Linked DNA regions of Homo sapiens: region 1 is linked to region 2. The links are chromatin loops, found by intact Hi-C in ENCODE. Cell type or tissue: mammary epithelial cell. All regions are shown on one strand. Each heading gives the region's core, and the rest is flanking DNA. Links, peaks and the distances in the headings are about the cores only.

Region 1 (16,063 bases), core at 4,882-8,881, 550 kb after region 2:
TTTCTTCCTAAAATATTTGTTAGAGTTCACCAATGAACCTACCTGATCCTAATCCTTTCTGTTTTAGAGGGTTATTGATTATAGATTCAATTTCTCTAATTGATATAGGCCTATTTGGATTGGCCGTTTCTTCTTGTGAAGCAATCAGTGTAGTTTTTCCTTTCTTTTCCTCTTTATCGGAGACTATTTTAACATATAAAGGAGCAAAAAGGCTGGGTGCAGTGGCTCACGACTGTATTCCTAGCACATTGGGAGGCCGAGGCGAGCAGACCACTTGAGGTCAGGAGTTCGAGACAAGCCTGGCCAACATGGTGAAACCCCATCTCTACCTAAAATACAAAAATTAGCCAGGCATGGAAGCGCGTGCCTGTGGTCTCAGCTACTAGGGGATTTGAGGAAGGAGAATCGCTTGAACCCGGGAGGCGGAGGTTGCAGTGACCCGAGATGGTGCCACTGCACTTCAGCCTGGGCGAGAGATCAAGACTGTCTCCAAAAAAAAAAGCAAAAAGATATTATAATGAATTCCCATCTATTCATTACTCAGCTTTATTATCAGCTGATGGCCAATCTTGCTTCATAGTCAGTGTTGTTTTAATGTGTAATACTGTTCTTATGAGTGATTGATTAGAATGAGGCAAATGAGTTGTATAACTTCAGAGACTGGCTCACAAAAGACAGGGTAATTTATTATGTAGCAACAGATAACTAATACATTGGTATACATTTATTTCCTACTTAGCCTTTGTATGAACTTTTTAATATGGGTTTTTTGTTACATCTATTTCTTTCTTGATATAGAAAATTATATTATCAGAACATAAATGTAATTTTGCACTTTTTTAACAAAAAAATTGTAATTTTTTTCTATATTGATTCTGCTTTTTTTCCTTTATTATTGCTGTTTGTCCTGACTTTGGGTGGACAAATTATTCTTTTTTTAAATTTCTTTTTTAATTTTTAATTTTTATGGGTATATAATAGGTGGATATATGAGGTATATGTGTTATTTTGATACAGGCATACAATATATGATAATCATTTTGGGGTAATTTGGGTATTCATCACCTCGAACATTTATCATTTGTGTTAGGAACATTCCAATTCCACTCTTTTAATTATTTAAAAATATACAATAAATTATTGTTGACTACAGTCACCTTACTGTGTTATCAAACTATATTTTTGCACCCATTTAACCATCCCTACTTTAGAACCCCCTCCCTACTACCCTTCCCAGCTTCTGCTAATCATCATTCTTCTCTCTATCTCCATGAGTTCAATTGTTTTAATTTTTAGCTCCCACCTATGAGTGAGAATGTTCGAAATTTGTCCTTCTGTGCCTGGCTTATTTCACTTAACATAATGTACTCCAGTTCCATCCATGTTATTGCAAATGACAGGATTTCATTCTTTTTTATAGCTGAATAATATTTCACTATGCATATGTACCACATTTTCTTTTTCCATTTATCCATTGATGGACACTTAGGTTGTAAATAGTGCTGCAATAAACGTGGAAGTACTATTGTAAATAGTGCTGCAATAAACATGGAAGTACAGATATCTTTTTGATATGCTGATTTCCTTTCTTTTGGATATATACCTAGCAGTGAGATTGCCAGATCATGTGGTAGTTCTGTTTTTAGTTTTTCAAAGAATCTTCATAGTGTTCTCCATAGTGGTTGTACTAATTTACATTCCCATCAACAGTGTACAAGGATTTCCCCTTTCTCCACATCTTCACCATCATTCGATATTGCCAGTCTTTTGGATAAAAGCCATTTTAATTGGGGTGAGATGATATCTCATTATAGTTTTGATTTGCATTTCTCTGATGATTAATGATGTTGAGCATTTTTTCATTTTTTAAGAGCACTCCAACATCTGAAGAACATTTTTAATATACCTCGTGGCCATTTGTATGTCTTCTTTTGAGAATTGTCTACTCAGATTTTTGCCCATTTTTCAATCGGATTATTTGATTTTTTCCCCCATTAAGTTATTTGAGCTCACTCTATATTCTGTCTATTAGTCCCAAATTATTATTTTCAGTAAGATAATGACTATGGTTTTAAATGTACATAATTTGCCATGCTAAAGAAATTGTATTATCTTGCTATTTTTCTTAGCTAACATATACAACAGAAATAACTATCAACTTTAAGAAGTGACTTTTTTATCAATTATATAATTATAAAATGTTAGAGTCTCTAAAGTAAGATAAAATCTGATTTCAATCTTGAGCTCAGTATTTACTCATAACTTGTTAGAATTAAATTAGATAATCCATGGAAAATGTATGGATGAATGACACCTCATGACGGGTGGTTATGTGTGTATTTGCATGTGTACATAATTTATATATATACTATAATACATATTATCTATATGAATGTGTGTATGTATATAGGAGCATTTGGAAATATCACCACATTTATTTTCTCTGATTGGTAAATAAGTAGGAGACAGGTTCTGAAATATTTTCCTAAACAAGCCCTAATAAGAAAGTAAACATTGAGTGAATTATCATGAAGAATATAAACAAATTTAATTTCTTATGATAAACCATAGTTCCTGCCTCAGGTTTTTCCACCCCAACTCTCATCACCATGACCAGTGATTTCGGGAAGAGTGAACTTGAAGAACCATATTGCCTTCTCTTCTTTCCCAGTTCATTACTTATAGATAATCGTTTTCAAATATTTTAGAAGGTGTTTTATTTTTTCCTTCAATATTGGTAAATATTACTTTATTATAAGAGATTCTTGGAAAAAAAAGATTGTTAAAGCAAGTAACAAATTTGTCCTTACACTCTCCACTGTGTAAAAGAAGTGAGAGCAACTCTGGCACAGGACAACCATATGTCTTAACTGAAAAGCCATCATGTTCCTTAGATTTGGTCCCTTCATGATTGCTCTGTTTCTTGTGGTCCTTTTTCATGCCAAATTGCAGAAATGATAGAAGCTACTTAACTTAACTTCTGGCAATTAATCTATGATATATAGTGGAATTTTTTATCAAAGATGCTAAATGAAAAATTGAAACATCCTTAAACAAATAGCCTTTGCAATACCTACAATGGGCCTTGACTAAAATGCTTCTGTAACACTTGTAAAAAAAAATGACCTATAGTATTATATTTATTTTCTGTCTAATTGAATGCTGTCTTCGATATCTAACACAACACTTGAAATTAAGGAAAACCGTTAAATTGTGTATGAGTATGTGTGTGTATAGTATAATGTTATGAGAAAAGGACCCATGATTTGCAGTCTTATAATCTGGGTATGTAATCTAATGCCATTTAAAAGTTGGTGAGATAGGGTAAATTTTGGAGCATATTTCATTATTCTTTTTATATCTGTAAAACAGGACCATGTTGGCCTGGCATGGTGACTCACGCCTGTAATTCCAGCACTTTGGGAGGCCTAGGCAGGCAGATAACTTGAGGTCAGGAGTTTGAGACTAGCCTGGCCAACATGCTGAAACCCTGTCTCTACTGAAAATACAAAAATTAGCTGGGCATGGGGGTGCACACCTGTAGTCCCAGCTACTCAGGAGGCTGAGTCAGGAGAATCACTTGAACCCAAGAGAAGGAGGTTTCAGTGAGCCAAGATCATGCCACTCCAGCCTGGGTGACAGAGTGAGGCTCTATCTGAAAAACAAAACAAAACAAACGAAAACAAAAGCCAGGACCATGTAAAAGGATTTTTATGATATCAAAGAACATCATGCTTGGTGTGTACAATGATATTTCAACACACTCAAATTATATTCTAACATGCTTTCTATGTGACTCCTTCCAAAACAGCACCCAATGGGCTTCTATTTTCTCTTATGACACAGATGGGTTAGACACATGCTACATATGTTTTAGAGTTTTCTGAATACTGTATATTAAGCATGGTTATATTCTGTCTTTTGAGTAAAATATTGGGTTTCTCAGAAAATTCTGTAATTTATGAGTTAATCCCACAACTTCCCATTGAATAGATGTTTCAATAATGCTATTCAAAGACTGGAACTTGCCACAAAAAAATTATTAAATAATTTTGGAGATACAGCTGGAGGCAGACAGGGAAAAAAGTCTTCCATATGAGGAATATACGAGTCTACTTTGAATACAGTTTGCTCTAGTCACAATGGAAAGTAATCATTTACCAGGGACACTAGACATCATGCTAGTTGTGCTCTACACTACAAGCCAAGTTAAAACCTGCTCCATCTCCCCACCCTACACATAGATACCTGTACACCTGTGGGTGTGACACCACCTTAGTTGTCTCCCTTGGTGAGACCTGTCCTTTCTCTATTTTCTATTCTTACATTCTAGCAGTCTGATGAGCCTTTTGGACCAACCAAGAGACCTTGCCAGACAAGTGGGATCCTTTCAGGTTCAAAACCACTTCATGGGATGTCTCTGAACGTGAAGAGTCTTGTAAGGGCTGCGGAGGGCAAAATGCAGATAGCAATAACCTCACCTGAATTTCTAATATTTCCTCGGATTTCTAAATAGGTTCCAAGAACATTATGCTGTCCAGAATGAATACAGAGCCAAGATTACTGTAGCTTACCCTAAGGTTTTCCATGAATACCACGAATGAGCTCCCAATCTTCAAATCACAATTAACCCTTTCAATTCTCACTCTACCTACTGTTCCTCTCCTCTGTGGCTACATAATTAATAAGAATCCCAGTCAGGGATTCCTGCAGAGTTGCAGTCTCAGAGTTGTTAGACTGTGCTTGCCAAATACATTCTCAAGACCGAATCTTAAATTTGTAGGCATCTTAAATTAATCACGTTTAAACCCAGGCTCCTCCCCCCGTTCTGGCCCCATCCAATGCCCACAAAGCAAAAATAAAACCTAACAACAAACAGGAGAGCATTCGTTTCCTGTAGTGTGGTAAAAGATACCACTACCTACACCAGGACAAAGACTGGGTTTATATGTATATATATATATATTAGGGCTATGCAGGATGTGCTTTGTTAAAAAAGTGCTTGAAGGCAGTATGCTTGTTAAAAGACATCACCATTCTCTAATCTCAAGTATCCAGGGACACAATACACTGAAAGTCAGGTATTGTCCAAGGTTTCTCCCCAGTGTGATAGCCTGAGATATGGCCTCCTGGGAAGGGAAAGACCTGACCTTCCCGAGCCCCGACACCCACAAAGGGTCTGTGCTGAGGAGGATTAGTAAAAGAGGGAGGCCTCTTTGCAGTTGTGATAAGAGGAAGGCTTCTGTCTCCTGCTTGTCCCTGGGGAATAGAATGTCTCGGTGTAAAACCTGATTGTATGTTCTATTTACTGAGATAGGAGAAAACAGCCTTAAGGCTGGAGGTGAGACATGCTAGCGGCAATATTGCTCTTTAATGCACTGAGGTGTTTGTGTACCTGCATATCAAAGCACAGCACATTTTCTTAAACTTATTTATGACACAGAGACCTTTGTTCACATGTTTTCCTGCTGACTCTCTCCCCACTATTACCCTATCGTCGTGCCACATCCTCCTCTCTGAGATGGTAGAGATAATGATCAATAAATACTGAGGGAACTCAGAGACCAGTGCCTGCCCTCCTCTCTGAGATGGTAGAGATAATGATCAATAAATACTGAGGGAACTCAGAGACCAGCACCTGCGCGGGTCCTCCCTATGCTGAGCGCCGGTCCCCTGGGCCCACTTTTCTTTCTCTATACTTTGTCTCTGTCTCTTATTTCTTTTCTCAGTCTCTTGTCCCCCCTGACGAGAAACGCCCACAGGTGTGGAGGGGCAGGCCACCCCTTAATCTGGTGCCCAACGTGGGTGCTTTTCTCTAGGGTGAAGGTACACTAGAGCGTAGTCATTGAGGACAAGTCGATGAGAGATTCCCGAGTACGTCTACAGTCAGCCTTGCTGTAAGCTTGTGCGCTCGGAAGAACCTAGGGTAACAATGGGACAAACTGAAAGTAAATATGCCTCTTATCTCAGCTCTATTAAAATTCTTTTAAAAAGAGGGGGAGTTAGAGTCTCTACAAAAAATCTAATCATGCTATTTCAAACAATAGAACAATTCTGCCCATGGTTTCTAGAACAGGGAACCTTAGATCTAAAAGATTGGGAAAAAATTGGCAAAGAATTAAAACAAACAATTAGGGAGGGTAAAATCATCCCACTTACAGTATGGAATGATTGGGTCATTATTAAAGTAGCTTTAGAACTGTTTCAAACAGGAGAAGATAGCGTTTCAGTTTCTGATGCCCCTGAAAGCTGTGTAATCGATTGTGAAGAAGAGGCTGGGATAGAATCTCAGAAAGGAACGGAAAGTTCACATTGTAAATATGTAGCAGAGCTGGTAATGACTCGGTCAATGCAAAATGTAGACTATAATCAATTACAGGAAGTAATATATCCTGAAACATTAAAATTAGAAGAAAAGGGTCCAAAATTAGCGGGGCCGTCAGAGTCTAAACCACAATGGCCAACTCCTCTTCCAGCAGTTCAGATGCCTGTAACATTGCAACCTCAAATGCAGGTTAGACAAGTACAAACCCCAGAAGAATATCAAATAGAAAAAGATAAAGTCTCTGCCATGGCAATGCCAATCCAGATACAGTATCCACAATATCAGCAGGTAGAAAATAAGACCCAACTGCCAGTAGCCTATCAATACTGGCCGCCAGCCGAACTTCAGTATCGGCCGCCCCCAGAAAATCAGTATGGACACCCAGGAATGTTTCCAGCACCACAGGGCAGGGCTCTAGATCCTCAGCCGTCCACTGTGAGACTTAATCCTACAGCACTACCTAGTGGACAGCATAGTGCATTACATAAAATTATTGATAAGGCAAGAAAACAAGGAGATACTGAGGCGTGACAATTCCCAGTAACATTAGAACTGATACCACCTGGAGAAGGGGCCCAAGAGGGAGTGCCTCCCCTAGCTGAGGCCAGATATGAGTCCTTTTCTATAAAAATGCTAAAAGATATGAAAGAGGGAGTAAAACAGTATGGACCCAGCTCCCCTTATATGAAAATATTATTAGATTCCATTGCTCATGGACAGAGACTCATTCCTTATGATTGGGAGATTTTGGCCAAATCATCACTCTCATCCTCTCAATTTTTACAATTTAAGACTTGGTGAATTGATGGGGCACAAGAACAGATCCAAAAAAATAGGGCTGCCAATCCTCCAGTTAACATAGATGCAGATCAACTATTAGGAACAGGTCAAAATTGGAGCACTACCAATCAACAAGCAATAATGCAAAATGAGGCCATTAAGCAAGTTAGAGCTATATGCCTTAGAGCCTGGGAAAAAAATCCAAGACCCAGGAACCGCCTTCCCCTCATTCAATACAATAAAACAAGGCTCTAAAGAGACCTAGCCTGATTTTGCGGCAAGGCTCCAAGTCAATCACCGATGAGAATGCCTGTAAGGTCATAGTGGAGTTGATGGCATAGGAAAACGCCAATCCTGAGTGTCAATCAGCCATTAAGCCATTAAAAGGAAAGGTCCCAGCAGGATCAGATGTAATCTCATAGTATGTAAAAGCCTGTGATGGAATTGGAGGAGCTATGCATAAAGTTATGCTTATGACTCAAGCAACAACGGGAGTTGCTTTAGGACGATAAGTTAGAACATTTGGGGGAAAATGTTATAATTGTGGACAAATTGTTCATCTAAAAAAATTGCCCAGCCTCAAACAAAATATTCAAGCTACTACAACAACAGATAGAGCCACCTGACTTATGTCCAAGATGTAAAAAAGGAAAACATTGGGATAATCCATGTCCTTCTAAATTTGATAAAAGTGGGCAACCATTGTGGGGAAATGAGAAGAGGGGCCAGCCTCAGGCCCCACAACAAACTGAGGCATTCCCAATTCAGCCCTTTTTTCCTCAGGGTTTTCACAGACAACCCCCACTGTCACAAATGCCTCAGCGAATGAGCCAGTTACCACAATACAGCAATTGTCCCCCGCCACAAGTGGCAATGCAGCAGTAGATTTATGTACTATGCAAGCAGTCTCTCTGCTTCCAGGGGAGCCCCCACAAAAAATCTCCACAGGGGTATATGGCCCACTGCCTGAGGGGACGGTAGGACTAATCTTAGGAAGATCCAGTCTAAATCTAAAGGGAGTTCAAATTCATACTGGTGTGGTTGAGTCAAACTATGAAGGTGAAATTCAATTGGCTATTAGCTCCTCAATTCCTTGGAGTGGCAATCCAGGAGACAGGATTGTTAAATTATTACTCCTGCCTTATATTAAAGTTGGAAACAGTGAGATAAAAGAACAGGAGGGTTTGGAAGCACTGATCTGGCAGGAAAGGCTGCATATTGGGCAAGTCAAGTCTCAGAGAGCAGACCTGTGTGTAAGGCCATTATTCAAAAAAAACAGTTTGAAGGGTTAGTAGACACTGGAGCAGATGTCTCTATCATTGCTTTAAATCAGTGGCCAAAAAATTGGCCTAAACAAAAGGCTGTTACAGGACTTGTCAGCATAGGCACTGCCTCAGAAGTGTATCAAATTACTATGATTTTGCATTGTTCAGGGCCGAATAATCAAGAAAGTACTGTTCAGCCAATGATTACTTCATTTCCTGTTAATCCGTGGGGTCATTTATTACAACAATGGGGTGCAGAAATCACTATGCCGGCTCCATTATACAGCCCCACAAGTCAAAAAATCATGACTAAAATGGATATATACCAGGAAAGGGACTAGGAAAAAATGAAAATGGCATTAAAGTCCCAATTCAGAGTGACAAAAATCGAGAAAGAAAAGGAATAGGGTATCCTTTTTAGGGGCTACCACTGTAGAGCCTCCTAAACGCATTCCATTAACTTGGAAAACAGAAAAACCGGTATGGGTAAATCAGTGGCCACTACGAAAACAAAAACTGGAGGCTTTACATTTATTAGCAAAGGAGCAATTCGAAAGAGGACATATTGAGCCTTCATTCTCTCATTCTCGCCTTGGAATTCTCCTGTGTTTGTAATTCAGAAAACATCCGGCAGATGGCGTATGTTAACTGACTTAAGGGCCGTAAATGCCGTAATTCAACCCAAGGGGCATCTCCAACCCGGGTTGCCCTCTCCGGCCATGATCCCAAAAGACTGGCCTTTAATTATAATTGATCTGAAGGATTGCTTTTTTACCATTCCTCTGGAGGAGCAGGATTTTGAAAAATTTGCCTTTACTATACCAGCTATAAATAATAAAGAACCAGCCACCAGGTTTCAGTGGAAAGTGTTACCTCAGGGAATGCTTAATAGTCCAACAATTTGTCAGACTTTCCTAGATCAAGCTCTTCAACCAGTTAGAGATAAGTTTTCAGACTGTTATATCATTCATTATGTTGATGATATTTTATGTGCTGCAGAAACGAGAGACAAATTAATTGACTGTTACACATTTCTGCAAGCAGAGGTTGCCAACGCAGGACTGGCAATAGCATCTGATAAGATTTAGACCTCTACTCCTTTTCATTATTTAGGTATGCAGATAGAAAATAGAAAAATTAAGCCACAAAAAATAGAAATAAGAAAAGACACATTAAAAACATTAAATGACTTTCAAAAATTGCTAGCAGGTACTAACTGGATTCGGCCAACTCTAGGCATTCCTACTTATGCCATGTCATATTTGTTCTCCATCTTAAGAGGAGACCTAGACTTAAATAGTAAAAGAATACTAACCCCAGAGGCAACAAAAGAAATTAAATAAGTGGAAGAAAAAATTCAGTCAGCGCAAATAAATAGAATAGATCCCTGTGGGGAAAAGAGAGATCAGACTGTGACTGTATCTATGTAAAAAGAAGTAGACATAAGAGACTCCATTTTGTTCCATACTAAGAGAAATTCTTCTGCCTTGAGATGCTGTTAATCTATAACCCTAGCCCCAACCCTGTGCTTGCAGAGACATATGCTGTGTTGACTCAAGGTTTAATGGATTTAGAGCTGTGCAGGATGTGCTTTGTTAAAAAAGTGCTTGAAGGTAGTATGCTTGTTAAAAGTCATCATCATTCTCTAACCTCAAGTACCCATGGACACAATACACTGCAGGCACCTCTGCCTAGGAAAGCCAGGTATTGTCCAAGGTTTCTCCCCATGTGATAGCCTGAGATATGGCCTTGTGGGAAGGGAAAGACCTGACCGTCCCCAAGACACCCATAAAGGGTCTGTGCTGAGGAGGATTAGTAAAAGAGGAAGTCCTCTTTGCAGTTGAGATAAGAGGAAGGCATCTGTCTCCTGCTCCTCCCTGGGAATGGAATGTCTCGGTGTAAAACCCAATCGTACGTTCCAGTTACTGAGATAGAGAAAACCGCCTTATGGCTGGAGGTTAGAAATGCTGGCGGCAATACTGTTCCTTAATGCACCAAGATGTTTGTGTAAAGTCAAACATAAATCTGGCCTATGTGCACATCAAGGCACAGCACTTTTCCTTAAACTTATTTATGACACAGAGATCTTTGTTCACATTTTTTCCTGCTGACCCTCTCCCCACCATTACCCTATAGTCCCGCCACATCCCCTTCTCCGAGATGGTAGAGATAGTGAACAATAAATACTGAGGGAACTCAGAGACCAGTACCGGCGGCACGGGTCCTCCATATGCTGAGCGCCGGTCCCCTGGGCCCACTTTTCTTTCTCTATACTTTGTCTCTGTGTCTTATTTCTTTTCTTAGCTTCTCATCCCACCTGATGAGAAACACCCACAGGTGTGGAGGGGCAGGCCACCCCTTCAGATCCCTTAGCCCCACTCCAACTTTTGATTTTTGCTCCTGCACATTCTCCAACAGGCATCATTGTTCAAAATACTGATCTTGTGGATTGGTCATTCCTTCCTCACAGTACAATGAAGACTTTTACGTTGTACTCGGATCAAATAGCTACATTAATTGGTCAGGCAAGATTACAAATAATAAAATTCTGTGGAAACGACCCAGACAAAATAGTTGTTCCTTTAACCAAGGAACAAGTTAGACAAGCCTTTATTAATTCGGGTGCATGGCAGATTGGTCTTGCTGATTTTATGGGAATTATTGATAATCATTACCCAAAAACAAAAATCTTCCAGTTTTTAAAATTGACTACTTGGATTTTACCTAAAATTACCAGACATGAATCTTTAAAAAATGCTCTGACAGTGTTTACTGATGGTTCCAGCAATGGGAAAGCGGCTTACACAGGGCCAAAAGAGCAAGTAATCAAAATTCAATATCAATCGGCTCAAAGAGCAGAGTTGGCTGCAGTCATTATAGTGCTATAAGATTTTGATCAACCTATTAATATTGTATCAGATTCTGCATATGTAGTACAGGCTACAAGGGATGTTGAGACAGCTCTAATTAAATATAGCATGGACGATCAGTTAAACTAGCTGTTCAATTTATTACAACAAACTGTAAGAAAAAGAAATTTCCCATTTTATATTACTCATATTCGAGCACACACTAATTTACCAGGGCCTTTAACTAAAGCAAATGAACAAGCTGACTTACTGGTATCATCTGCATTCATAAAAGCACAAGAACTTCATGCTTTGACTCATGTAAATGCAGCAGGATTAAAAAACAAATTTGATGTCACATGGAAACAGGCAAAAAATATTGTACAACATTGCACCCAGTGTCAAATCCTACACCTGCCCACTCAAGAGGTAGGAGTTAATCCCAGAGGTCTGTGTCCCAATGCGTTATGGCAAATGGGTGTCACGCATGTACCTTCATTTGGAAGATTATCATGTGTCCATGTAACAGTTGACACTTATTCACATTTCATATGGGCAACCTGCCAGAGAGGAGAAAGTACTTCCCATGTTAAAAAAAAACAGTTATTATCTCGTTTTGCTGTAATGGGAGTTCCAGAAAAAATTAAAACTGACAATGGACCAGGATACTGTAGTAAAGCTTTCCAAAATCCAAAAAATCTTATATCAGTGGAAAATTACACATACAACAGGAATTCCCTATAATTCCCAAGGACAGGCCATAGTTGAAACAACTAATAGAACACTCAAAACTCAATTAGTTAAACAAAAAGAAGGGGGAGACAGTAAGGAGTGTACCATTCCTCAGATGCAACTTAATCTAGCACTCTATACTTTAAATGTTTTAAACATTTATAGATATCAGACTACTACTTCTGCAGAACAACATCTTACTGATAAAAAGAACAGCCCACATGAAGGAAAACTGATTTGGTGGAAAGACAACAAAAATTAGACGTGGGAAATAGGGAAGGTGGTAACATGGGGGAGAGGTTTTTCTTGTGTTTCACCAGGAGAAAATCAGCTTCCTGTTTGGATACCCACTAGACATTTGAAGTTCTACAATGAACCCATCGGAGATGCAAAGAAAAGCGCCTCCACGGAGATGGAAACACAGCAATCGAGCACCATCGACTCACAAGATGAACAGAATGGTGATGTCAGAAGAATAGATGAAGTTGCCATCCACCAAGAAGACAAAGCTGCTGACTTGGGCACAATTAAAGAAGCTGACGCAGTTAGCTACAAAATGTCTAGAGAACACAAAGGAGACACAAACTCCAGAGAGTATGCTGCTTGCAGCTTTGATGATTGTATCAACGGTGGTGTCTCCCCATGCCTGCAGGAGTAGCTGCAGCTAATTATACCTACTGGGCCTATGTGCCTTTCCTGCCCTTAATTCAGGAGTCACATGGATGGATAATCCTATTGAATTATATGTTAATAATAGCGTGTGGCTACCTGGCCCCACAGATGATTATTGCCCTGCCAAACCTGAGGAAGAAGGAATGATGATAAATATTTCCACTGGGTATTGTTATCCTCCTATTTGCCTAGGGAGAACACCAGGATGTTTAATGCCTGCAATCCAAAATTGGTTGGTAAACGTACCTACTTTCAGTACCACCAGTAGATTTACTTATCACATGGTAAGTGGAATGTCACTCAGGCCACAGGTAAATTATTTACAGGACTTTTCTTATCAAAGATCATTAAAATTTAGGCCTAAAGGGAAACCTTGCCCCAAGGAAATTCCCAAAGGATCAAAAGACACAGAAGTTTTAGTTTTGGAAGAATGTGTGGCCAATAGAGCAGTGATATTACAAAACGATGAATTTGGAACTGTTATAGATAGGGCACCTCGAGGTCAATTCTACCACAATTGCACAGGACAAACTCAATCATGTCCCAGTGCACAAGTGAGTCCAGATGTTGATAGCGACATAACAGAAAGTCTAGACAAACATAAGCACGAAAAATTATAGTCTTTCTACCCTTGAGAATGAGGAGAAAAAGAAATCTCTACTCCAAGACCAAAAATAATAAGTCCTGTTTCTGGTCCTGAACATCCAGAATTATGGAGGCTTAATGTGGCCTCATTACCATATTAGAATTTGGTCTAGAAATCAAGCTATAAAAACAAGAGATCATAAGCCGTGTTACACTATCAACCTAAATTCCAGTCTAACGGTTCCTTCACAAAGTTGTGTAAAGCCCCCTTATATGCTAGTTGTAGGAAATATAGTTATTAAACCAGACTCCCAAACTATAACCTGTGAAAATTGCAGACTGTTTACTTGCATTGATTCGACTTTTAATTGGCAGCACTGTATTCTGCTAGTGAGAGCAAGAGAAGGCGTGTGGATCCCCGTGTCCATGCACCGACCGTGGGAGGCCTCGCCATCTGTCCATATTTTGACTGAAGTATTAAAAGGCATTTTAAATAGATCCAAAAGATTCGTTTTTACTTTAATTGCAGTGTTATCGGATTAAGTGCAGTCACAGCTACGGCCGCTGTGGCAGGAGTTGCATTGCACTCTTCTGTTCAGACAGTAAACTTTGTTAACGATTGGCAAAAGAATTCTACAAGATTGTGGAATTCACAATCTGGTATTAATCAAAAACTGGCAAATCAAATTAATGATCTTAGACAAACTGTCATTTGGATGGGAGATAGACTCATGAGCTTGGAACATCGTTTCCAGTTACAGTGTGACTGAAATAGGTCAGATTTTTGTATTACACCCCGAGTTTATAATGAGTCTGAGCATCACTGGGACATGGTTAGATGCCATCTACAGGGAAGAGAAGATAACCTCACTTTAGACATTTCCAAATTAAAAGAACAAATTTTTGAAGCATCAAAAGCCCATTTAAATTTGGTACCAGGAACTGAGGCAATCGCGGGAGTTGCTGATGGTCTTGCAAATCTTAACCCTGTCACTTGGGTTAAGACCATCGGAAGTACTACTCTTATAAATTTCATATTAATCCTTGTGTGCCTGTTCTGTCTGTTGTTAGTCTGCAGGTGTACCCAACAGCTCCAAAGAGACAGCGACCATCGAGAACAGGCCATGATGAACGGGCCATGATGACGATGGCGGTTTTGTTGAAAAGAAAAGGGGGAAATGCGGGGAAAAGAGAGATCAGACTGTTACTGTGTCCATGTAGAAAGAAGTAGACATAAGAGACTCCATTTTGTTCCGTACTAAGAGAAATTCTTCTGCCTTGAGATGCTGTTAATCTGTAACCCTATCCCCAACCCTGTGCTTTGCAGAGACATGTGCTGTGTTGACTCAAGGTTTAGTGGATTTAGGGCTGTGCAGGATATGCTTTGTTAAAAAAGTACTTGAAGGCAGCATGCTTGTTAAAAGTCATCATCATTCTCTAACCTCAAGTACCCAGGGACACAATACACTGCAGGGACCTCTGCCTAGGAAAGCCAGGTATTGTCCAAGGTTTCTCCCCATGTGATAGCCTGAGATAGGGCGTCGTGGGAAGGGAAAGACCTGACTGTCCCCCAGCCTGACACCCATAAAGGGTCTGTGTAGTAAAAGAGGAAGGCCTCTTTGCAGTTATGATAAGAGGAAGGCATCTGTCTCCTGCTCATCCCTGGGCAATAGAATGTCTCGGTGTAAAACCCGATTGTATGTTCTATTTACTGAAATAGGAGAAAACAGCCTTAAGGCTGGAGGTGAGACATGCTAGCAGCAATACTGCTCTTTAATGCACCCAGAGATGTTTGTGTACGAGATGTTTTTGTACATGCACATCAAAGCACAACACGTTTTCTTAAACTTATTTATGACACAGAGACCTTTGTTCACATGTTTTCCTGCTGACCCTCTCCCCACTATTACCCTATCATCTTGCCACATCCCCCTCTCCGAGACGGTAGAGATAATGATCAATAAATACTGAGGGAACTCAGAGACCAGTGCCAGCACGTGAGCGCCAGTCTCCTGGGCCCACTTTTCTTTCTCTATACTTTGTTTCTGTCTCTTATTTCTTTTTTCAGTCTCTCATCCCACCTGACAAGAAACGCCCACAGGTGTGGAGGGGCAGGCCACCCCTTCACCTGGGCTCAAGCGATCTGCCCACCTCGGCGTCCCAAAGTACTGGGATTAGAGGCGTGAGCCACCGCGCCCGGCCTTTCCTTAATTTTTGCCTTTAAACAAAATCCCAAGCACCAGAAACCTCTGATTGATGGCTTCAGCCATTATTTTTCTGGCCTAACAGCTCAAATTCAAATGTCCAGAATAGAGCAAGGTGAATTAAAATCCTTGCTTGGTATATAAAACACTCATCAACAGAAGGCCAAGGCCTTACGCCCCAGCAAGGGATTGAACCCTGAATCCTCAGGCTAAAAGTCTGATAGCTCTACCGACTGAGCTACCCAGGCTCACGACAGCAACCTTCCCTCATAGCTTAAGTACATAGCTTAAGTACAGAGAAATACAGTTATCGTCAGCTTTGTCTTCCATTCCAAACGAAAACAATCGCTTGCAGAACTACCTCACGTGCTCAAACCAAAAGCAGCCGGCAAATCCCATTTCTACACTCACCAACCTACTCCCACCACAACCATCTGGCTTTTTTCGAAAGCCACCAATACCAGCCGCTACTACACCTCAAACAAAACCTAGCTACGCGGGTACGCTCCCGAAGCGTTCAGCTCTGGAAACAGCCCAACGACGCTCTCAAAAGCCGACAGTTGTTTGCGTAAAAAGGAATGGTATCTTACTAGGGGACGAAAGGTTTTGGCCTACTTCCTTTCAAACATACAAGACTGTAATATTTTTTCG
Region 2 (16,063 bases), core at 10,679-14,678:
CTAGACATACAGACTATGGATATATCCTTACACATGAAAAATGATGTGAGTTCACAGTAAGTTATTGCAGCAATGTTTGAAAAAGAAGAATTGGAAACAACCTCATGACCACCAATGGGGTACTTATTAACAAATTATAGAACATAATACACAGTTGAATACCGTGCAGTTGTTTAAAAAAGAGCAAGATCAAGGAAACACTTATGTACAGCCTTTACCAAGACCACCTGGTAAAAAGAAAAATAAGAAAGGTACAGAAGTGCTACTATTTGTGCAGAGGGGAAAAAGCGCGGACAATCTATAACGGTGTAATATATCTACGGAAGGATATACAAGTCACGAAAAATATTGTCAAACTAGACGCTGGGGGACATTTACTCTTTTTAATAAATGTATGTGAATGCATTACTTATCCATATTACTCAATAATTAAACCGAAAAACGTTTTAAAGAAGTACAAATAAGACTTGCTCGCAGATCCCGCAATCCCATCAATACGAGGCGTAAAAGCCGGGTCCTCCACTGGCTAGGGCCGAGGAGGCAAGCACTCAAGCTGCCACAGAGGCGAAGCTTCCTAGAGCGGCCCGGAAGTGCCCGGCTGAAGCGGCCGGGCGCCGATTGGTGTCTTTGAGTCTAGTCTTTGTTCGGGGCTGTCCAAAGGACGCTAGCTGTTGCACCTGTTCCTCCCTGCGCGTAAGGTGAGTGTCTCCCGGCTCCCAGGTGGAGAAAAGGGGACAAGACGCAGCTGTGGTCAGCAGCAACACCCTCCCCACACCTCCCTGTCGCGGGCAGAGTGTAACACTCCTGTCCCTCCCTCCGCCCCCCAACAGATCTACAGGAGAGGATTTGGCCCAGCCTTCCGGGAGAGGATGGGTGGAAGGGGGACACTGGTTGCGGGTTCCTCTGCAGAGGCATCTGTCTGATCCCCTTCCAGGGTTGGCACACATATCCTATAACCAGTGAATCCTGGGGGCACAAGCTGGCCCGTGCATCTCATGGTAACAGAATGAAGAGCCTTTTAACAAAGCCGTTAATAATACTTGGCGTTTATTTAGTGCTTACTAGTGCCCGCTGCCATGCCAGGGACGTTGCATACGTTCTCATGTAATCTGTATATCAACCCTGTAACACACATGAGAATTGTACCTGAGGATCTGTAGTTCTAGTCCAGATAAATAACTTCCTCTAAGTTACACAATAGAGCACAGATTCAAATCATATCCCTGCGTCACTGTTTTTTGTTTTGTTTTGTTTTGTTTTGTTTCAGCTTCCTATAAGACTGTTTTCTCTGATTGACTTCTGGTGGCTTGGCTTCATTATGATGTGTTTATGTTCACAGAAATTTTTGTAATTTCTCTATGGTAACAACTTTTTATGCCTTAGGAGTGTCTCTGAGGCAGGATTCTAAGAGATTCTCTTTGACTCAATCCCAGATAGAGGATAAATCTCCTGGCAAAGCCCAGAATGACCACAGCCCTGGAACCTGAGGACCAAAAAGGACTTCTGATAATTAAGGCAGAGGACCATTACTGGGGACAGGATTCCAGCTCACAAAAGTGCAGTCCTCACAGGAGGGAACTCTATAGACAACACTTCAGGAAGCTCTGCTATCAGGATGCACCTGGACCCCGTGAAGCTCTTACCCAGCTGTGGGAGCTCTGCCGTCAGTGGCTGAGGCCAGAATGCCACACCAAGGAGCAGATTTTAGACCTGCTGGTGCTAGAACAGTTCCTGAGCATTCTTCCTAAAGACCTGCAAGCATGGGTGCGTGCACACCATCCAGAGACTGGAGAGGAGGCAGTGACGGTACTGGAGGATCTGGAGAGAGAGCTTGATGAACCTGGAAAGCAGGTGTGAAGGGGCAGTCATCTGGCTGTGAGTGATCAGGGGATATGGATGGAGCCAAAGCAAAAGGCATATGAAAGAACATCTGAAAATATTTATCCTCTAAAGAACAAGGCATAGGAAGGGACCTGACTACCTATGTCAAATAATTAAAGTGTGGCTGGGTAAAGAGAGGAGAGTCACTAGACTGATTCTATGCCTGTTTGGAAGGCTAGGATCAGTGGGAAGTTACCAAAAGGCAATCAGGTATCAGAGGAAAAGAAATAATTTTCTGCCATTCATAGATACCCATAAATAAAATAGGCTACCCCATAAGAAACTCCCTTTCCATATAGGTATTCAAGCGGAGATTCAAGTAGATGTCAAGGATATTGCAGAATAGGACTGTCCAACAGAAATATAATGCAAGCTGTATATGTATTTAAATTTTCTAGTAGCCACATTAAAAAAAAAGGTGAAATATATATTTTATTTAGCCCACAATATTTAATCATGTAATCAATATTTTTAATGAGGTATTTTAGATATCTGTGCTTTAAATTTTCAAAATTTGGTATGTATCTTACATTTAGCTTATCTCATTTGTACTAGCCATATTTTAAGTACTCAGTAACCACATTTTGCTAGTGACTACCATATCGGATAGCATGGTTATAGAAGAAATGCTCCCATTTGCTGGAAGTTGGGCTAGATGATTTTTAAGCTACCTTCCAAATCCCAGTGCTCTGATCCTGGACTTCTGCAGATCAATGAAAGAAGAGACGTTGAATTTTACTCTCTAGTGTCCTGAATTGTAGAGATTAGCCTCTGTTCCTTCTCCTAGCCATTATTGCCATTTACAATGAAATGAGAATTTGTCCCCCCTTTCTATGTCCCTGGAAGATGTTTCATTTGATTGTTTTATCTGAAGTTACTTAAGTTTCCATAAAATTCACCTTACACACCTCATTTTCCCTAGGTCCCAGGCAATTCAGAAAGACGGGACATACTCATGGACAAGTTGGCCCCCTTGGGAAGGCCATATGAATCACTGACTGTCCAGCTCCATCCCAAAAAGACCCAGCTGGAGCAGGAAGCTGGGAAACCACAAAGGAATGGTAAGCAGGAACAGTTCTGAGTGTATGAGGGTAGAGGTACTTCCTTAGGTTAGAGGAAAACTTTCTCACTTTCATCTTCTCCTTTTAAAGATTTCCTGCTTGTCCTCCACCTCACTATGGACAATTTTATCCTCCTCTTACCCTTGCTCCATGATGGAGTTATATTTTAGTTTCTCACTAGACAAAAAAGCTGCTATTTGGCCCAAGGGATGAGGATGGAGTTTATTTAATATCCTTATAATTCTGTTGTTATCTAATGATTCTTGTTCCAAATCCCCCTAAATTTCCATTTTGAGACAGGAGAACTTATGGCACTCTGTATTAGTCAGCGAGGCCTGTCATACAGAATACCATGGACTTATGGGTGGCTTAACAGAAATTTATTTTCTCACAGTTCTGGAGGCTGGAAGTCCAAGATGAATATGCTTACAGGGTTAGTTACTAGTAAGGCTACTCTCCTTGGCTTGCAGACCTCTTGCTGTGTCTTCACATGGCCTTTCTCTGTACACACACACTCCTGGTGTCTCTTCCTCTTGTAAGGACACTAGTACTATTGGATTAGGGTCCTACCCTTATGACCTTATTCAACCTTAATTACTTCATTAAAGCCCTATCGTCATATACAGTAATGTTTGAAAGGGGTTAGGGCTTCAATGTATGAATTTGTGGAGGAAGACAAGTCAATCTATAACACATTCCCATGATGAAAGAAGTAGGGAAGAGAGACAATGATCAGTCAATACAGCAAAGTTTCTTGTTTTTATCTGCATGTCAAATTAATTGGGTTTTATCCCCCATCCCAGCTCCCTAATTACAAACTAGGGTGTCTAGTGTATCCCCAGGCTACATTAAAAAGCTGGTGAATTTTAAATTCCAGTTTATCCAAACCCTACCTTTTTCAGTGCTCACCACCCTTTCTCTAGAGGCTCCCATGTCTAATAATGCCTCTCCGGGTAGTTCCTTATACTCTAGCCTATTTTGTATTCTTACTACTTAAGTTTTACCAATATCCCATCCTGTAGGATCCCTACCAGATGATTTGTCTAATCTGAAAAATTATTTTGAGCTAAGATGTTCCTAGCTGCTATCTGGAAAGGATGACATTTAATTATATGTAATGTAAAGAAGCCTTTCAGTGCTTTAACTCTAGGAGTGGAGTGCTGGTTACTGTTTGGCTTTAGAAGTGACGTTAAGAACCTCCTATCTGTTCTTTTTTATTTTTATTTTATTTTATTTTTTTTAGAGGAGAGGTCTCACTATGTTTCCCAGGCTTGTCTCAAACTCCTGGGCTCAAGTGATCTTTCCACCTTAGCTTCCCAAAGTGCTAGGATTATAAGCATGAGCCACTGTGCCTGGCTCAACCTGTCTTTTGATTCATTCATCTTTCACTGAGTATTTACTAAATAGCAGCTATATGCCAGACACTATACTAAATGTAAGGAATCCAAAGGTTAGACACTTACATTACTTCTCTTCAAGAAGCAGGAGAGTGAGCACTTACAATAGTGTAATAATTACCATACTAGAGATACACCGTGAACTACAAAGAGGATAGCTATCCCTGAGGTGCACCTGCAAAAATATCACAGAGTAGGCTTGCTTGAGCTGAGAAGGTCAGGTGGGAGCTGAAAGGGGGTGACATTTTAGGCAAAGAAACGGTGAAAAAAAATAGCATCAGAGAATAACATTCTAAGAATAGCAACTGCTCTGAGTTTGATTCTGATAAGGAGTCGTCTGTAGGAGGGAAAATCAGCAATGTGTGTTTTAATAAACGATCCAGCTGATTCTGATGCACAATAAGGTTAGAAACCACCGAGCTAGGATTTAGACAGGAGGTGATGACAGCAAGGACATCAGTTTCAGGAAAAAATATTTTACCCAGCATATACACTGACTATCCATTGTCATTTCCTATTCCTTTTCATTCCTCTATTTACTCTGACCTGCATGTTGTCATGCTTCCTGCTTCCAGCTAATTATTATCCTTCAAACACACTCCCCTCCTTGGATGGTTCCTATTCACTATATTCCTCTCAGACCCCAAATCCTATTATCCTCTCCATTCACTTTTACTTGATTTTACTTGCCACCTATGTTTCAGGCCCCTGCATGTTTCTCCCAAACTTTTACCTCCCTCCCCATCTCTGTTCTCCAGTCTCTCTAATTATCCTTGGCATATCTATAGTCCCCTCATTTATCCGTCTTCCCTTACATAGTATTGCTAACTTATCTCTTGAGCTCTATTTTTGCCTTTTCTTCTCTTAATCTACTCTCAAACAACTTGTTCTGCTGATATCTTCCTTAATTCTTAATTTCTTCCTTACATTGTGACTCTGTGCTATGATGATACCAAAAATAAGATGGTACCAAATATTTGATATGTGTGTTGTATGTGACTTCTCATTATTTTATAACACATTTATAACATTTACATGTTCTTTCTTCCATAGGCTGTTTGCTTCTCAAACATAGAATAGGACCCGTTTGTGTACTGTTTGTTTGTTACAGGTGATAAAACTAGGACTAAGAATGAAGAGTTGTTCCAGAAGGAAGATATGCCCAAAGACAAGGAATTCCTTGGGGAGATAAATGACAGACTGAACAAAGATACTCCTCAGCATCCTAAGTCCAAAGATATTATTGAAAATGAGGGCAGATCAGAATGGCAACAGAGGGAAAGAAGACGATATAAATGTGATGAATGTGGGAAAAGTTTCAGTCATAGCTCAGACCTTAGTAAACACAGGAGAACTCACACGGGAGAGAAGCCCTATAAATGTGATGAGTGTGGAAAAGCCTTCATTCAGCGCTCACATCTCATTGGACATCATAGAGTACACACGGGAGTAAAACCCTATAAATGTAAAGAATGTGGGAAAGACTTCAGTGGGCGCACAGGTCTTATTCAGCATCAGAGAATCCACACAGGTGAAAAACCCTATGAATGTGATGAGTGTGGAAGGCCTTTCCGAGTAAGTTCAGCTCTTATTAGACATCAAAGAATTCATACCGCAAATAAACTCTACTAATATAGCAGTAATATCAAAAGTTCTTTGGACACTCAGGCCTAACTAGTTATCAAAGAATCTATTTTAGAAACCTTGAGTTTCCTCAATGTGGTCAAAGCTTCAGTCATCATTAAACTTCTCTGGACCAAAGAATCTACCTGAGTAAAATATCCTTTTATTTCAAATTAGTTCAGTTTTGAGGGGGAATCAAGAATTCTTTCAGAAAGCCTTGTCCACTGACAACACTGCTCACCTGCAGCCCAAGATCAATGGTTCCTGGATGAAAGACAGTGAATTAATTCTGTCTCTGCTCCAGGTCCTTTTTAGTTGACCATTCAGTGTCTGACTTTAGGCAAGACAAGACATACACATTTTTCTCTGCCTTCATTTCCCCTTCTGTAAAGTACAGATGATAATAGAGGCTTACCAGGTATGTTTCGACAAGTTAAAACTGATGAAAACTACTTTTGAGATTAAGATATAAAACAATGCTAATTATTTGTTTTCCACCATTACTCATATAATAGCCTCAACATCCCTTTTTTATCTTAAAATGGGGAGTATGATTATTTTTTGGAAATTTTTGTTTGCCAATGATAAAGAATAAGCCATCAGAAGACAGGAGGCCAGCCTGGTCAACACAGCGAGACACCACCTCTACAGAAACTTAAGAAAAATTAGCTAGGCATGGTGGCACACACCTGTAGTTCCACCCAACTATTTAGGAGGCTGAGGTGGGAAGATCACTTGAACCCAGGAGTTCAAGGCTATCGTGAGATGTGATCGCACCACTGCACCCCAGCCTAGGCAAGAGCAAGACCTTATCTCAAAAAGAAGAAAAAAAGGCTGAGGAAAACAAAATGGAGGAGGAGGCAGTCTGTGATCATTAGGAGCTGCTGGGGAGAGGAAGGAATCTATAACTAGATATAACTTCTTTTCTGGATTTCAGGTTATTTTAAACTGAGGGAGATAGGAAGGGGTTGGTCTAACTTGGTCCAGTTTGTCCAGATTGGTGGCCAGTACCCACATTAACTCAAATAAAATGGAAAATTCAGTTCCTCACATTTCAAGTGCTCATAGCTACATGTTAGTGGCCACTATATTGGACAGCACAGATACACACCTTTTTTTTTTTTTTTCTTTTTTTTGCCCAGGCTGGAGTGATCCTCTGTTCACTGCAACCTCCACCTCCCGGGTTCAAGCGATTCTCCTGCCTCAGCCTCCTGAGTAGCTGAGATTACAGGCATGCATCACCATGCCTGGCTAATTTTTGTACTTTTATCAGGATTTTGCCATGTCAGCCAGGCTGGTCTCAAACTCAAGTGATCCGCCCGCCTCATCCTCTCAAAGTGCTGGGATTAAAGGTGTGAGCCACCACACCTGGCCACATCTCTAATTTGAGAATCTTATAGCATGATAGGAATTGTGGCCATAGGCCTTGCACATTCAAATTCACACCACCAATCAAACTGCCAAGAGCAGAGCTCTGGTTCTTTACTTAGTTCTAGGAATAAGGATCACCAAAACAATCAGGAAAGAAGTGATCTAATCTCTTCAAATCTCTTGTTTTCAATTAAGATATTTCAATTGAAGATATTTATTAAGAACAACTGCTTTATCATTGTGTTTAAGATCAGGAAAACTATAAGAATCATTTTTATGTCTATAACTGTAGGAAGATGAATCTTTTAAAAATAATAATAAAGAAAGAAAGAGTCTTGCTCCATTGTCCAGGCCGGAGTACAGTGGCACAATCATACCTCACTGCAGCCTTGAACTCCTGGCTGCAGCCTTGAACTCCTGGGCTCCAGCAATCCTCCCACCTCAGCCTTCCAAATAGCTGGGACTACAAGTGCACACCACCATATCTGGATTTTTTTTTTTTTTTTTGAGATAGGGTCTGACTATGTTACTCAGGCTAGTATCGAATTCCTGGCCTCAAACAATCCTCCCATCCTCCTCCCAAAGTGCTGGGATTACAGGCATGAGCCACCATGCCCAGCCAAGAAAATGAATCTTAAGGTATTTCTCATAATGCCCTAAAGATAAACTGAGCTTTTATGTCCCTTTAACATAATGGTCCTTTAAAAAAATGTATATTTACTTTGAGTATCTTACATCAACACATCTTTTAAATGTCAGGTTTCACACGAATACTTGTTTTATAACTTACTATATTTACCTGAGTAATATTTCAAAGTATTTGAAACACTCAAAGAAAGGATTTTCTTTAATGGTCATGAAGAGAAAAGTAAAGTAAGAAATATTTAGTATTAGTATTAGAAACATCCTTATTTTAAAAATAAAGTTAGGTGCTTTCTGAATAATGGCTTTTCCCCTTTTACCTTTAGTCTTTCTGAGAAACACTACAATGCTTAGAAACTGCTCAGAGTCTTTAAAGGGGAAACTCATGTTTCTGATCCTTGAATTTAGGGAGGCTTCTGCAATGGTAAGAAAGATGATTTTGGCTATCCTAAGATTAGGTTTCCTAAAATTGGTAAACACATGACAGACTGATTTTCCTTTATCCTCTGTATGAGCAGTCCCCAACCTTTCTGGAACCAGGGACTGGTCTCGTGAAAGACAATTTTTCCAAGGATAGGGAAGGGGGTATTGTTTCATTTATCATTAGATTCTCATAAGGAAAGCGCAACCTAGATCCCTCGCATGTGCAGTTCACGATAGGGTTTGCGATCCTGTGAGAATCTAATCCCACTGCTCATCTGACAGGAGGTAGAGCTCAGCTTTGCTTGCTCACTGGCCCCTCACCTCCTGCTTTCCTGGCCACGGTAGGGACTTGGGGACTCCTGCTATATATGACAGAACATTCCGTTCAGCTAGTAGTTTTGAATACCTATTATGTACAAAGAACTGTTCTAGTCTTAGAGTCCTGCACCCTTAAAGGCTGAGTGAAGAGTAGTCTGGAGCACTATAACCATTGTACCCTTTTTAGGTTTTATGTTGATTCCAAATTGCCACCACAGTGCCCACCACAGGTTTGGTCTAATGTTAACCAGAAGGGTAATGGTAAGAGTCAGGGAGGGACATAAAGACATGGGGCCAGAGACAGCCTAGAATGATGTAGGTAAGAGAAGAACAGTCAGTGGGATCTAGGATAACTGCAGGCAAAAGGCAAAAGAGGCATGAGGTCAAAGAAAATCTAAGTAGTTGCTGGTACTCTGGAGATGCAGGCAATGTCTTAGTAAGCATGTAGAAACCCACAGAAGAAACTGGTGGGAGTGCAACTAGTTGGAAAGAACACAGCTCAATCACAGCCACACTTCTTGGAAGAGGAGGTGTAATATGTTGGACACTATCAGTTCTAGCAGAGAGCTATCCTGAATGGACAGCACCTGGTCTGAAAAAAAAAAATACAAAACAAAACAAAAAAAAAACCTGAACATGGAAAGCAGTTCCTCAGAGAGTTGTGTCAAAAGCAAATGTGTTATTGTTCTTCATATCTTTTTGGAGGGTTTTTTTTTTCTGAGGGAGGAGGCAAGAATTTATATTTTGTAGTTTCGTGGACTAACAAGACAGTAATTACAACAGACAGCTATAGGGAATATGGGGGACAGCTCTCTCAGACACAGATGGGTTGGTAGTGAACTGGCAATTCTAAGTAAGGGTGTCAACAGGTATGAATGGAAGAAATAGATGAGTGTTGAGGGAGGGTCTATAGGAGGTATCAGTGGGTATTGATGAAGAGGGGGAAAATGAGAAAGGGATGAAAAGATAATAATTTGATGAAAAGAAAAGGATGAAAAGAGGAACAACTATAAAACAAGGGATGGAGATAGGAAAGATAGACAAGTGATTCTAATATATTGGCATCAATTGTTGGAGACAGTGGATCATATGATACAAGCCATATAAAGGTAAAAAGACCAGCTCCTGATCCCAAGGTGCTTTGAGTCTTACGTGTACAGCACACACTATATTATCTTTATTAAATGGTCTACATTCTCATCTTGAGCATGAAATTATTCTATTTTAGTCTGATCACAAAATCCATCAACAGTGGAAACAAATGGAAACTGAAATGCTTCAAAACAACCTGTTTTTCCCATGGTAATATCACAAGGGAGTTAGGCTGAGGTTTTAAAAGAGTGGGTATGTCAGTCTTTCTTATTCAGATCCTCTAGAGCAAGGTTTCTCAACCTTGAGAAACTATTTCTATTGACATTCTGGGCCAGACAATTCTTTGATGTAGGGGCTGTCCTCTGCACTGTAGGATGTTTAGCAGTATCCCTGGCGTCTACCCACTAGATGTCACTAGCACTTCCCACTTGTGATATCCAAAAATGTCTCCAGGCAATTTGGTGGGCAGGCTGAGTGAGGCAAATGTCCCCTGAGAGGCAAAATCACCCCCAGTTGAGAACCCCTGCTCTATAGGAAAATAATCAGATTTCTACGACTCTTCCACATCATACACAATAAAATTCTACTTAGAAATGCTACATGTGGCCGGGCACAGTGGCTCAAGCCTGTAATCCCAGCACTTTGGGAGGCCGAGGTGGGTGGATCATCTGAGGTCGGGAGTTCCAGACCATCCCGACCATCATGGTCAGGGTCTCTACTAACAATACAAAATTAGCCAGGCCTGGTGGTGCATGCCTGTAATCCCAGCTACTCAGGAAGCTGAGGCAGGAAAATTGCTTGAACCCAGGAGGCGGAGGTTGCGGTGAGCCGAGATCATCGTGCCATTATACTCCAGCCTGGGCAACAAGAGCAGAAACTCCATCTCAAAAAAAAAAAAAAAAAAAAGAAAGAAAGAAATGCTACATGTGACCAGCACTACTGGACCCTTTTCCTACCCCAGAAAATTATTCCCAACATACCTAAAATCTATGCAGCCTTGATGCTAAAAAGTAGTCTACTTTAGAAAGCCTTACCTCATTTACTAGTGAGGACTAGTAATGTGACTTAAATGTGACTTGCATAAACAGCTTACACTGCATTTTTGCAGACCTTCCCCTTCCCTCCTTGCCACACTTCTGGTGCAATTTTCTTCTTTGCCCCTTGACCCAATCATGAATATAGACATTTTATCCTTGATCTAAATCTGTGCTGTCCAGTGTAGTAGCCACGAGGTACATTTGGCTCTGCAACTGAGGAACTAAATTTTTAATTTTAATTAAACTTTAAAACTCATAATTCACTAGATAACTTTTAAGTATGTTTGAAATAATTTGGATATGTGAATCTATTTTTTTATTTTAAATTTTATGTAATCTCAATATAGATTATTTATGAAAATATGTGAATTGAGATGTCCAATAAGTATAAATACACTGGCTTTCAAAAAATGGAATATAGGATATTTCATTAATAATTTTTATATTGATTAGATGTTGATATAGTAATATTTTGGATATGATGGTTTAAACTAAAGATAATTTCACCTGTCTTTTTACATTTTTAATATGGCTATTAATAAGAATGTTTTAAATTACATAGGTGAATCCCATTATATTCCTATTTATTAGATAGAACTGACCTTCAGTTCTGCAGAAAACCATTCCACACGAAAGGGAGAGGTAATGCAAAGTCTCTGAATAGGGATGAATTTGGTGTGTTACAGGAACTGAAAAAGGCCACGTGTTGAAAGCACTGGATTAAGGGGAAGGTGACACAAGATTAGGTTAGAGAGGTGAACAGGGGCCAGGATGTGTATTCTAAACGTGATGGGGAACTACTAGAAGGGAGGAACATAATCCAATGTTTGTTTAGAAAAGATCATTCTGGCTCCTTAAAGAGGCAAGAATGAGAAAAGAGCAGAAGTAAGGAAATCAGTCCAGAGGCTACTGTAGTAACCCAAGTGAAAGAAGGTAGTGGCATGGACCATGGGTTCACAGTGGATATAAAGAGAAACAAACAGACTTAACGTACATTTTGGAGATGAAAATATAATCTTGCTCATTGTTGTAGATTCCTAAATTCTGCTTGAAAAGATGTTTCTGTATTAGGTTAAACAAATGAAATCCCTGTTTTTGTGGGTCAAAATGGTTAAATACCAGAAATGTAAAATGATTTAACCTAATAGAAACAAATAACGACAGAGAAGAATCAGAGGAATGATACAGGAGAAGGGACGTTGAAATGGGGCTTATTTATTAAAATGAAAATTTTTATTGTTCTCCTTAAATCTCTGTGGAAGCCACCCTTATCAAAAAAAAAAAAAAAAACCCTTTGTTGAAAGGCAAATTGCCAACAAACCCGATGAGATTCAGAACACTGCTGCAATAACATATCTCTGTAGAAACTTATACTTCCATCTGGATAGCAAATTTCCTAAGCTGATAAAACCAGGTTATCAATGAAAGGCCAGAGTACAGAATTTAAAGGAAGAATGCCTGGGTATGAATCTTTGTTCTGCCAGTTACTAGTTATATGACCTTGGCTAATACATTTTTCTCTCTGTGCCTCAGGTTCCCCATCTGTAAAACAGTATTATAATGATATCTACCTCATAAAGTAGGAATTAAATGAGTGACCAAATGTGAAGGGTTTAGAACAGTGGCTGGCCCATAATGTTAAAGTCTTAGCCCCTAACAGCGCACTTAGATCTTTTTGTTAGCATTAAATTCAGCATTTTCTTCCTATCAAAGCTGCTTAAATCAGTTAACTGGCATTTGATCTTCGTGGGCTCATTGTATTGTTGCTGTTGTGTATCTTTTTAAATAATACTCGTAATCTTAACAATTAGCATAATTTTGAACCGCTCCCTAATACCTAACCCCAATCCCAAACCGGACGGTCGAGCCTATCCACCGGCAGAGAACACCACCCAATCTCGCCCTCACTCTGACACTCACCGGCCAGACCTTTTCTTCCGTCCGTTTTCTGCCTCTGGCCCAGGGCCCAGCTCACGTAGCGTTTTCGGGGGCTGTTTGGGAACCGTTAGCAACCGGAAGTGGCTAGAGGTCGCGAGAGAACTGAAAAAGGGGACCGGCCTTTCCCGGCTGCCTAAGCACTTGGGTTCCGGCCTGGAAGGAGGCCCAGGGCTCCCACAAAGAGAAATAAGGGACCTATTTGGATGGATCCCAAGAAACACTGTCTGGCATCTGATTTGAACGAGGCTCGGCGCAGCCGGGCCCTTTTCGCAAAGTAGGCCCACTGCAGACCTGTGGGAACCTCCGGGATGCCTGGGGACCCGCATCTGCCGCTACCCGCAATTTCCTATCCCGACCCTCTCTGCAGTTGTCGACCCCGGCCGGCGGCTTTGAGCGTGGGGTCCCGCAGACCCTGGCACCTAGGGGGCCGAAGCCGAGGGATCTTGGGGTAGAAGAGCGGTCCTACAGAGCTGCCGCTTCGAAAGAGCCCCCAATCGACCGCTGATGGGGAATGGAGGATTTTGCTGTTTTATTGCAGCCCGCCCCCGGAGAAAGGCGGGCTCGGACGTTCTTGACTTTAGGATAGACTGGGGAGGGGTGCCGAGGAGCGTTCTTCCCTTTACGTCTCGCGGTCGCAGACTGTATTTGCTGGTGCCCTGCTCACTGTGATCTCGCAGGACCTTGCGGACTTACGGAGACGAAAAGTGGCCTACTTTGAGCTTCTCTGATCCTTAGGGGAAATGAGTGTCCAAAGAGAAATAGGTGCAGAGTGCCGGCACTAGAATTCTTTAAACCTGGATTCAAATTCTGACTCCACCACTCTCCAGTTAGGACTGAGGGCAATTTATTTTTAACTTCTCCAAGCCTCTGTTTACTCGTTTATGTAACTCAGGCTAATAACGTAGTGTCTATTTCATAGGGTGGCTTTGACTATTAAGTGTGAGAGTGCATGTAAGAACAGTCTAAGGGAATTTCCCTGCCTTTCCCCTTGTCTGCTGTCACTCTCATCCGTGTTAGACAAATGGAATTAATTAACCAACTTCCGCTTTTCTGAAGCACGGGTAAAGAGTGAAGTGCAGGACTTGGGTAAAGGAAAAACCAAGAAGGATGCAAAAGATGGATGGTCATTGTGAGATCCACAGAGGTGCTCATCCCAGCACTTTCACCTCACTTGGCATCTGTCACATGGTGGGTGCTTGATAAGTACATGGGTGAATGAGGACCTACCTAAGCAGAAGGAATTATTGAATAAGACTAGAATTGCAGGGAGAGGATGAATCAGATTGATTAGCTACTTGACAAAAAAAGGCAAACCACTCTTCCTGTCAGAAATGTATGGCACATCTGCATATTTCAAGGGCTGCCACTTACTGCAACTGGGAAGGAGATCTCAGAACCGACACCTCAACTATGGAAGCTTTAATCTATTGACAGCAAATGCAACATAGCAAGTAATATAAGACAGAATGTGATCAGTGCAAAATCGAATAATAAAGTCTTGAGAGGGGGTTATTAGAATAATAGACGAGTGTTTAGATTGAGTAGTGAGCAATGAGATAAGTCCTTTGACTTGGGGGTACAGGGGAATTATGACCAGGGGTATGGGATAGGGAGAAGGTCATTCTGGAAGGCAATAAAAGGCAGACAGGACGCTAGTGGTAGAAAAAAAGGAAAACACTTGTTTATCAATGTAAATCAATGGCGGAAGAATTACATATGACATATGCTATTGAGGAATACCTTTCAACCGTTCAAATGACAAAAGGAGTGTCAGAACAATATATATTCCATTTTTGTTGAAAAAATTTGTTTATATAGATATAATTTGTGGGGTATTTGTACAAGAAAAGGATGCACTCCAAACTTAACAGTGATTACCCCATATTGAAAATTGTGAAACTTTTACCCTACTTGCAAGCTAACAATTTAACTTGCCACAGTTTTATGGATACTAACAGAAGACACTGGACTCCTGCGTCAGAGACAGAAGACTTTATTACTTAATAACACAGGCATCATAAGCTTTATATTCCCTTGTTCCCAAAGCTTATGTTCCCAAAGCCCACAGAGGGGCCTAAGCTTGGCATTCCCCTGCTAGGATGGAACAGTGGGTTTGCAACCTAGCAGAGGAATGCCAAGCTTAGGAAGCCCAACCTTTGCTCAGCCTTGCCCCAGAATGAGCCATTATCTTTATTATCCTGGTCAGGAAACAACTGTGATCTAGAAGGAGATACAAACATCCTTGAAAACCTAACCTCAAAGAAAAATCTACCATAAGACTAGGAGTAATTTGAGAAGCCATTAAAGAATTATCTCCCAACATTCTAGGTAAATACTATTTGAGGGTGGAGATGTCAGCTTTTAAGAATTTTATATAATATTAATCTTTATCATGTTTCATTTATTTTTAAAAATACAAAAAATAAAAGGCAAGCATAGAAGTTTAAATTTTACTTAGAGATAAGGAACCACTCAGGGTCAGTGATTGGAAGAATGATAATGATATTTAAGGACCACGTCTTGTATAGTTAGGAAGGCTATCTCAAGGCTGTTGCAGTCACATAGGTGTGAAGTAATTAGAACTGAGGATGGTGGTTATATTAATGGAGAAAAGTAACACTTCAAAGGAGAAATCTGGCTCTGATAATTTCTCCTTTATCTCCATGTTTCATTGAGTAAACTAAGGAAGCCTCTCAAGCCTGAATAACTTAGAAATTGGCGATATTATCAACCATTCTAACGGATATGTGGTGGTAACTCATTGAGGTTTTAACTTTGCATTTCCCTGATGAATAATGGTTACTTTTTAGTGTGCATACTGGCCATTCTTTTATCTTTTGTAAAGAAAGTGTTTAAATCTTTTGCCTATTGGTGTTGAATTATCTTATTCATTAAATTGTGAGAGTTCTTTATATATTCTGGATAGTTCTTTGTCAGATAGATGTATTACAAATATTTTTCAGTGTGTAGCTTTTTCTTCACTTTCTTAATGGTGCTTTTTTTGAGAAGATTTAAATTTTGATGAGAATTTAAGTTTAAAATTTTGAAGTCAAATTTATCAGTTTTATCTATTACAATCAGTGTCTGTGTGTCCAGTTTGAGAAAACTACCTATGGCATGACGCTATTTTACTTCCTATGTGTACACAACTTTGTACATAGTATGTGCAGTCATAGTTGTGTGCACATTGAATTTGTACAACTACATATGTGCACAACTTCAGACTTAAAAAAAATTTATTTGTTTATTTATGTTGAGACAGGGTCTTGCTCTATTGCCC

What was found. Peaks named below come from ENCODE experiments on the same cell type or tissue, not always from the same donor. Only the 100,000 strongest peaks of a DNase experiment are listed, where the experiment ranks them.
Region 1: a loop joins it to region 2, with 23 times the contacts of the local background. A loop is called at or near these places in 9 of 110 quality-filtered maps.

Annotation. Positions count from the first base shown.
Region 1 is chr6:28,677,624-28,693,686 of GRCh38, forward strand. It overlaps the pseudogene TRK-TTT13-1. Among named protein-coding and RNA genes, the nearest start is that of TRA-CGC2-1, 12 kb to the left of the region's middle. In mammary epithelial cell, for the core only: a CTCF peak has its summit at 6,784 (motif pointing left); no DNase peak of the experiment used is centred there.
Region 2 is chr6:28,123,980-28,140,042 of GRCh38, forward strand. It overlaps ZSCAN16-AS1 (ZSCAN16 antisense RNA 1), which reads right to left and starts at 13,337. Exons shown (of 2, transcript NR_103456.1): 1 at 12,766-13,337. It overlaps ZSCAN16 (zinc finger and SCAN domain containing 16), which reads left to right and starts at 630. Exons shown (of 4, transcript NM_025231.3): 1 at 630-698; 2 at 1,434-1,851; 3 at 2,804-2,942; 4 at 5,451-6,103. The coding sequence starts at 1,465. The coding sequence ends at 5,971. RefSeq lists enhancers at 274-775, 13,508-13,697. In mammary epithelial cell, for the core only: no CTCF peak of the experiment used is centred there; DNase peaks (open chromatin) are centred at 12,892 and 13,422; H3K4me3 peaks cover 1,811 bases; H3K27ac peaks cover 1,801 bases.